3 separate regions of the Homo sapiens genome follow, and all the other regions are linked to region 2. The links are chromatin contacts, found by Hi-C or POLR2A ChIA-PET in ENCODE. All regions are on one chromosome and are shown on one strand. Each heading gives the region's core, a stretch centred on a gene start or an enhancer-like site at or near the end of the contact. The rest is flanking DNA. Distances are from core to core; before and after follow the strand shown. Region 1 overlaps PPP1R16B (protein phosphatase 1 regulatory subunit 16B). Region 2 holds the start of TOP1 (DNA topoisomerase I). Region 3 holds the start of ACTR5 (actin related protein 5).

Region 1 (2,700 bases), core at 39-2,538, 2.2 Mb after region 2:
GCCAGTATTTCCCAAGCATTTTAAAATCCATATGTACTACCTTTATAATCAGAACTTCTCAATTTCACTAAAAAACAAAAACCTTCCGCAGAATGATAGCCAAGTGGTAAGAACTCTATTTCTGCTCAAAGTAGCTAGTGCAGAAACAAAGTCTCAACCTGGCTGACCCCATGAAGGAAGTGCTAAAGCTGGGATTCCTGTATTGAGTAGGAAGTTAAATAGCAACAATAATACAAACCATTTTGTTTGGAGAGTGCAGGGGTTGGCACACTGTGGTCTACAAACCAAATCTGGCTTAATTTTATACTGCTTGCAAGCTGAGAATGGCTTCTATTTTTTTTTTAATGGTTGAAAAAAATCAAAGAAGAGTAATATTTGGCAATACATGAACATTACATGAAAGTGGCATATCAGTGTCCAAAAACTAATTGGAACACACGCTCCCTTGTTATGCATTGCCTATGGCTGTTTTGAGGCTCCAGCAGCACAGCTGAGGAGTTAGACAGAGACCATATGGCCACACAGCCGAAAATATTTCTTATCTAGCCCTTTGCAGAAAAACTTTGCTGATCCTCAGGGTAATGCTTTTCAGCTAACAAAATATGTTCAATGGCTGAGAGTGGTGGCTCATGCTTGTAATCCAAGCACTTTGGGAGGCCAAGGCGGGCAGATCACCTGAGGTCAGGAGTTCGAGACCAGCCTGGCCAACATGGTGAAACCTGTCTCTACCAAAAATACAAAAATTTAGCTGGGCATGGTGGTAGGCACCTGTAATCCCAGCTACTTGGGAGGCTGAAGCAGGAGAATCGCCCGAACCCGGGAGGCGGAGTTGCAGTGAGTTAAGATCCCACCATTGCACTCCAGCCTGGGCAACAAGAGCGAAACTCCATCTCAAAAAAAAAAAAAAAAAAAAGTTCAAAACCACAGTCTCATTTCACCCTCACAATAAAAGTCTCCTGGTCCCTGGTAGGAGAGGAAGAAACAAATATAAGTCCAAGGTGAACCCTGGGATCGTGGCCAGGAAGGGAACAGACAGATCGGGCCCAGTTCCTTCACCTGTCAAGAAGTGAAAGGTGCACGAACCTCCCCCGAGAGCCTGCTGTTGCTTCTGGCTGTCCCCACTGTCTCTACCCCCGGCCCCAACTCAGCCACCTCTCCCCTCTGAAAGCAGCCACATTTCCTGTCAAGAGCGTGACCTTCTGAAACCTGCATGGTGGAGGCTGCAGCTGCAAAAAGGATGGTATTTTTATCCAGACCCTGCTTCCTGTTTGCTTCGCTGGGGGGTTTTGTTTGCGGGTGTTTGATTTTGTCATTTCTGATACAGACTCGGTTCCCATGTCAAAACAAAACAGAGAAGTCTGGCTCCTGCAAGGTATGCTGACTGCCTTGCAGCCCCACCTGCCTGGGGGGCCCTGTCCTGCTACTCTCCCTGCATGCTGCACAATCTCCTGTGACTTCCAGATACCCATCTTCTGCCCGTGCAGCAGCAGAAACCAGGGCAGCTGGGTGGGCAGAGAGGAAACAGGAGCATTTCTGCTGCAGGAAATGGAAAAATCCACTCTCTTATCAGACAGGAACAGCTAGAGAGTAGCTGGCTGGGCCCGGAGGGGAGCAAGCTGCAAGTTTTCCAGGGCTTCTGGAACCCTCTGTTCCTGGCTCAGAGAGGACCAGGACAGGATGTAGGTAGAGTGATGTATGGGACTTGGGAGCCATTTGCTGAAAATGTCCTGAGCTCTCGGACCTGCAGGATGGATCATTTGCTGATGCTCCCAGCAATAGACAAAAATGCCATGGTCTTCAACCCTCGTATCCTCACAGCTCAGCCAGATGTGGGAACAGACAGCAGATGCATATCAGCATCTAACAAGCCTGCGATAAGAAGAGCTCATGTTTACTGAGCACTTGCTGTTGCCCAGCCCTGAGTCTAGCATGTGTAGGAAATGATCTCATTTAATGCTTACAACAGCCCAAGGCAAATGTGAGGCAGGCTCTAATGAGCTCCTATTTTACAGTTGGGGATACTGAGGCACAGTGAGTTTAATTAACTTGCCCCAATCTACTCAGCTGGTAAGAGGCTCCAATACCCCCACACTTGACCCATGCTTGCTCCACCATGAGAATGTATGAGAGAGCCAAACTTGACCCCAGGTTTTAAGAGTTGGGGATCTGCATGCAGCCCAAAGCCTTCCTGTTTCCTCTTCTGCCAGCAAGCCTAGTGCCAGGCTCTGAGCCCAAGGGATGAAAGGGCCAGTCTGACCTTTGCTCCAACCACTTCCACCCTGGAGAGAAGCCATCAAAGCACACTGTTGGGGAATATGCAGTCTACCTAAGCATTGCACCTGGTATGAAGACACACGTGTAGTGGTTCAGAATTCAGACCCCACCATTTCCCAGTGGTTTGATCTCAGATGTGTCATCTCCTCTATCTGAGCCTCAGTTTCCCCATCTGTAGAATGGGGACTATAATCTCATAAGGTTGTCTGAGAATTAGATTATAAAGTGCTGACCATAGTGTCTGGAATGAGTAAAGTGTTTAGCTACTAGCTGGCTCTCCCCTACCCCACCTCCTGGCTCCAGCAGGCACCCCTCAGGAATGTAGGGCCCAGTCTTCAAGCTCCAAGACAACAAATAGCAGCACCAGATACAGTTATCTTTGGAGATCTGTGGACTGACTACAAGATAAGGCCAAAGGGCAGTTTG
Region 2 (2,700 bases), core at 134-2,633:
AACATTTACATTGGGTGACCCACAGAGAACTTGCAAACTTTCTTTAGGGAGGTACTGCTACCTTTGCAAAGAACGTAACTTGGGAAAAACAACCTGGAAATATAAAGAACTCCACAAAGCGTGGCTTTAGTTTTAGAGCCATAATTCCTATCATAAACAGCCTATCAAAAAAAAAATTAACAGTTGCTTAAGGAAATCTTTCATTCTGGAAGCAGAAAAGGAAACAAACATGAAGCATAAAGGGAATAACCCCCAAAATAAAGTTTAAAAAATAATAATTCAGTCCCCCAGCCTTCCCTCTCTGGTGAAGTATGTGATTTATACGGCTTTGCTCTGCAGAAAGCTCATTCTGGGCAGCTCAAGGAAAGAGCCGAGGGAGGGAGAGAAAGAGACACAGGCACAGAAAGGAGAGGAGAGAGAAAAAGAAAATGGCGCAGAGACTAAGTCCCGACCGTCGACAAGGCGACTTTCCCGGGAGGAATCCCGGCCCGGAAAGACCGCCCGAGGCCCGGTGGCGGACGACACGGGGTCTCCGTTGTCCCCTCTTGGGAGGGCCGGGATCTGGAGGAGCTGGGGTCCCCGGAAAGGGGGTCAAGAGGCGGCCCGATGGGAACAATGGGGCCGGTGAGCGAGGAGCCGGGACTTAGTCTCTGGGACGCCATGTCTGTCCTCTGCCCGGCACCGGCAGGGCGCGGGGGAGGCGGCCGGCGGCTGGGGGGCCCCGGAGTCGGCGCAGGGGGCACACTCACCATTCAATCGGAAATCCGCTTCGATCTGGAAAAAGAAAAGGAGAGAATATCAAACAACAGCCACTTTAACCCCTCCGGCGGCGAGCGCGCGCGGCCGGGGTCTGGCTCACCCTGCGCCCCCGGGGAGGACGGGGACCCGGGGGTGGCCACAGAGGGCAGCCATCCCTGCCTCGAACTGTAACTTCGCGGCCCTCGCTCGCGGCCTAGCGAGCCGATCTACTCCGGCAGGCGGCCCCTCACCGGGGGCTCCGGCCTGTCAAAGCTGCCGGGCCGGGGCTGGGGTCGGGGCCTGCGCCGGGGGTCGCGGGACGGCCAGGCCGGGGTCCGGGGCCGCCAGGGTCAGGCCGGGCCGTACCTGGGAATCGTTGTGGAGGTGGTCCCCACTCATGTCGGCCCGGAGGGACGAGCGCGGCGGCAGGCGAGGCGGCGTGGGGGAGACGCAGACGGCGAACCGGCCTGTGCGGGCGGACGGGGACTCCGGAGGCTCGAGGAGGCGCAGGTAAGCGGCGGTGACTGTGGGCCCGAGACTCCAGAAACGGCTGAGGCTGCTACCACGGCGGCGACGCTGCCTGACTGCCGGGCGGGCGGCGAGAACAGACCCCAGCAGTTGTGTAACAGCCTAAGTTCGCATTTGGGCTCACTGCGCCTGCGCGGCCGCTTTTAAACAACACGTCGGCGACGTCAGCGCTCGCGGAAAGAGGCAGAGGGTTGCGGCCCGCCCCCTCGCTGTTCGCCAGACGGACCTGTCTTTGCATCGCAAGCCCCGCCTCCGGACCGTGCGCGCTCCGCTGTGATTTGCATAAGGAGCCGACTCCTCCCACGGCGTCCCACCCCAAGCAGCCTCCCCTTCCTCTCCAGACGCTTTTTCTCGGAACCCCAGCCCCTCTGCTAGGCAGTGCGCAGGCGCCACCCGGGCACCGCCTCCGGACCAGGGCTGGCCGCGCAGCCACGTGGTGGGCCTTTAAAGGCCGCGGCGGGACCCAGCAATCTTGGGCAGAGCTGGTATCCGGCGTCCGCATCTCCTTGGAGCGGCGAGTACCTTGGCAGCTGGGACCCCAGAGGTCTCCCCAGCGCCTCCTTTCTTGCTAAGCCGACCCTGAGGCCGCCTGGTGGGAGGAGTCCCCTCCCCAGCCTTTGTCCAGGCCCTCCAACTTCTGGATTATTTCACGCCCACTTTTTAAAAATTATTTTAATTTTTCAACCAACCAAGGGTCCGGTTTAACCCCAGTTTTCCGCCGAGTACATGTAGCCCTGGGTCACCAAGGGTCTGATTTCTTTGGTTCATTCTACAAATACTTATTGAGCATCCGCTATGAGCCCAGGAATTGTGCTGAGGGAAGGGGGAATGCAAGAGACCAAAGGGAACTGAACCTGTCTCTATCCGCCCCTGTATCCCTGGCATGCTGGGAGGACGGGGCAAATGGGGAATAGAACTACCGTTTATAGAGCATCTATTCTGTGCCCAGCTCTGAATTCTCACAATAGCTCTGTGAGGTCGCCTGTATTACAAAAGTCAAACTGTCCTAAAGACAAGGGACCAACAGCCAGCTACCTTGCATCTATAGTTGGATACCTCTCAAGCTTCTCTGGGAATGAACTGAACTCCACTCAGCTAGAAAAAGCCCCATCCTGACACCTTCCTTTCCCTCATTTCCCACTAGTCCCGCTGATTGCATCTCTTTGCTTCATCTACTTCTCTCTGCTGCCCATAAGCCTTTGAAGTCTGCGTTCTCCTGCTTGGATTAATACAATGTGCTGGCTGGGGGTGGTGTCTCACACTTGTAATCTTAGCACTTTGGGAGGCCGAGGCTGGCAGATCACTTGAACCCAGGAGTTCAAGACCAGCCTGGGCAACATGGCAGAACCCTGACTCTACAAAAAAATACAAAAACTGGCGGGGTGTGGTGGCATGTGCCTGTAGTCCCGGCTACTCGGGAGGCTGAGGTGGGAG
Region 3 (2,700 bases), core at 66-2,565, 2.3 Mb after region 2:
TCTATCTTCAAAGTATTTCCAGAATCCAACTGCTTCTAATGACATTCCCTGCTATCTGCCTCATCTAAGCCACCATCATCCCTTACCTGGGTTATTCCAACAGCCTCCTAACTCGTCCCTGTTTCCACCCTATGATCCAAGACAATTCATTCTCCATACAGCAGTAATAGTGATCCTTTTAAAACACAAGTCAGGTCCTTCTTCAGCTCAACACCCTGCCATGGCTCCCCATTTCACTCAGTAAAAGCCTATAAGGTGTGTGATCTGCCTCTCCACTACCTCTCTGACATCCTCTTTCAGGTACTACTCTCCCCCTCACACAGGCAGCCTTGCAGTTAGGATTAGGGCACACTCCTGCCTCGGGGCCTTTTTACTGGCTGCTCCCTCTGCCTGGACCGTTTTTCCTTCAGATATTCACATGGCTTGCTACCTGAATCACCTCCTTCAAGTCCTTGCTCAAACATCACCTTCACGAGTCCTACCCTGACCATCTTACTGAAAAAATGTAACTCCCTCCTCTCCTATCACGGCGTAGAATCTACTATTTCTATGTTTACTGTCTGCCTTTTCATACTAGAATATCTTTCCATAGTATTAACAGCTCCATAAGCACAGGAAGTTTTGTGTTCACACATGTACTCCAAATGCCTAAAAAGTGCCTGACACAGAGTAAGTGCTCAATACGTATTTGTTAATAAATGGGCTTCTTAACAAACAAGCATATATGCCCAAAGGTATGCTCCAAGATACAAGGAGCAGCATTTTATTCGCTGCTACACCCACAGCGCCTAGCATCTGGTCGACTAAAAGACAATCGGAGCTACTGAAGTGACTGTTACCTCTCCGAGAGCAGAGTGAGCGGAGACGAGACCGCACCCCTCCCCTCAAACCCAGCCCAGCCCAGCCTACTCCGCCCTTCACCTGTGAGGAGACACCCAGGTGCTGGAAGCTGTAGTCCAGCAGCAACTCCTGAAGCTCCAGGTTGACCGGCACGTTGCGGTCGAAGGGCGAGCGCAGCATCCAGCGCAGTGGCTCCAGGCTGCCCAGAGCGTTCCCCACCTGCGGGCCCGACGCGCCCCGTGCCCCGCCACGACCGCGGGCGCACACCGCGCGGAACTGCAGGCGCGGCTCGGGACCTGGGTCCTGCCCGGGACACGCCCAGCCAGCGCGGACTTGGAACGACCCGTTGTCCAGCACCAGCGGTACCGGCAGTGGCCCGTGTGCCACCGGGCCGGCCTCCAGCACTGGGTCCGGTGCGGCACGGGCGTCGCGGAACGGGAACACGTTCGCCGCCATCTTGGAGCGCGCGTCCAGCCCCGCCCCTCGGCGCAGTGTCCGCCCAGACGCCGCGAAACCGCGCCCCCGACGTCACGCCGCGCGATTCAGGCCTTTAAGTACCTCGATGCCCCCTCCCTTCTCGAAGCCCGGCCAGCCTTTCCACTTGACTCGCCTCTGGCTGTCAAGGCTGCTTTCAGGATCGCTGAGACGTACCCATTCTGGCTGCGAAATTCTACGTTTCTTAACCTCTCCCCCAATAGCCTATGAGTGCCCACGCCCCTTCACTCTAGCCGGGACGCCCGGTTTGGAAGCCCCGCCCCAAAGCCTATCGCCGCCAGGCCCCGCCCCTTTCTGGCTGCCAGCTTCAGCGCCGCGCTCGGTGGAGCCCCGCCTCTCTGCCTGGCCACGCCCCATTGCCGGGCGCGCACCGTCGGCCGGGCGCGCACCGTCGGCCGGGCGCGCACCTTCGACCGCCGGCGGCCCCGCCTCCGCGTGGCTGTCTCGCCCTCAGTCTTGCGTCCTGGCTAGAAGGGTCCTTTATCTTTTGACGCTTCCTTTACGTTAAGAAATCTCAAACTCTGCCGACTGTTCAATTTCTTGACTAGGGAGCTGACTACTCAGTTCTGTTCACTTTACTAACTCGCACAGACTGTGTCTTCTCACTAAGACACAGTGTTTTCTCAAACCCTGAGAAAAGACTGCTGATTGTTCCCCAAGCATTCCCTCTCTTTTAGTGGCATCACCTCCCACTCCCACGTGGCCATCCGTCTGGCTGCGATCTAGATGCGCTCATGTGACTAAATTCTGGCCAGGAGCGGGTGGGAGAGGAGGCCATGTGTGTGACCCACTCAGTTTTAGCCCTAAAAGCACTCGTCGCGCTCTATCCTGTCGCATTTCCATCTTTTCACTAGCTAAGGGGGTAAGAATTAGAGCAGTTGTTTTACTACAACCTTTTTTTGTGCAGTGGGGCGATCTCGGCTCACTGCAGCCTCGACTTCCTGGACTCAAGTGATTCTCCCGCCTCAGCCTCCTAAGTAGCTGAGATTACAGGCGTGCACCACCACGCCCAGCTAATTTTTATATTTTTAGTAGAGAAGGGATTTCACTATGTTGCCCATGCTGGCCATAACCATTTTGAAAGAAGAAAAAGAATAGAGCAGCTGCCTTGAATCTACTCTACCAGGTCTATAACACTTCAGTTTGAGAGATAAAATCAAATTAGTTACAAAAGATATTGTAAGCGAGAAATGAAACTCCTAACTTATCTCAAGAACCTCTATTAACAGTGTTTGTTGTTGTTGTTGTTTGTTTTTTTTAAGACGGAGTCTGGCTCTGTCACCCAGGCTGGAGTGCAGTGGTGTGATCTTGGCTCACTGCAACCTCCACATCCCCGGTTCAAGCAATTCACCTGCCTCAGCCTCC

The links. Hi-C counts contacts between places; a loop is a spot of excess contacts on that map. ChIA-PET counts read pairs that join two places held with the same protein, here RNA polymerase II (POLR2A). Pooled maps may share reads with other maps.
Region 1: a loop to region 2 is called in a pooled map, with 7 times the contacts of the local background. The contact joins the enhancer-like site here to the promoter of TOP1 in region 2. A Hi-C loop is called at or near these places in 1 of 37 single-sample maps with no recorded cell type and 4 of 50 pooled maps. POLR2A ChIA-PET finds 5 or more read pairs at or near these places in 1 of 52 experiments (GM12878).
Region 3: a loop to region 2 is called in a pooled map, with 20 times the contacts of the local background. The contact joins the promoter of ACTR5 here to the promoter of TOP1 in region 2. A Hi-C loop is called at or near these places in 7 of 50 pooled maps.

Annotation. Positions count from the first base shown.
Region 1 is chr20:38,874,184-38,876,883 of GRCh38, reverse strand. The region is part of intron 2 of PPP1R16B (protein phosphatase 1 regulatory subunit 16B); the gene reads right to left. Among named protein-coding and RNA genes, the nearest start is that of FAM83D, 51 kb to the left of the region's middle. Within about 2 kb of position 1,288, at least 16 of the 41 ENCODE cell types and tissues checked have a DNase peak (open chromatin) inside an H3K27ac peak, as active enhancers do; they include GM12878, where a contact is called at or near this core.
Region 2 is chr20:41,027,505-41,030,204 of GRCh38, reverse strand. TOP1 (DNA topoisomerase I) reads right to left here and starts at 1,383. Exons shown (of 21, transcript NM_003286.4): 1 at 1,105-1,383; 2 at 750-774. The coding sequence starts at 1,137. RefSeq lists silencers at 1,043-1,112, 1,333-1,684.
Region 3 is chr20:38,747,075-38,749,774 of GRCh38, reverse strand. It overlaps ACTR5 (actin related protein 5), which reads right to left and starts at 1,315. Exons shown (of 9, transcript NM_024855.4): 1 at 922-1,315. The coding sequence starts at 1,296. RefSeq lists silencers at 1,080-1,269, 1,570-1,839 and an enhancer at 1,218-1,719.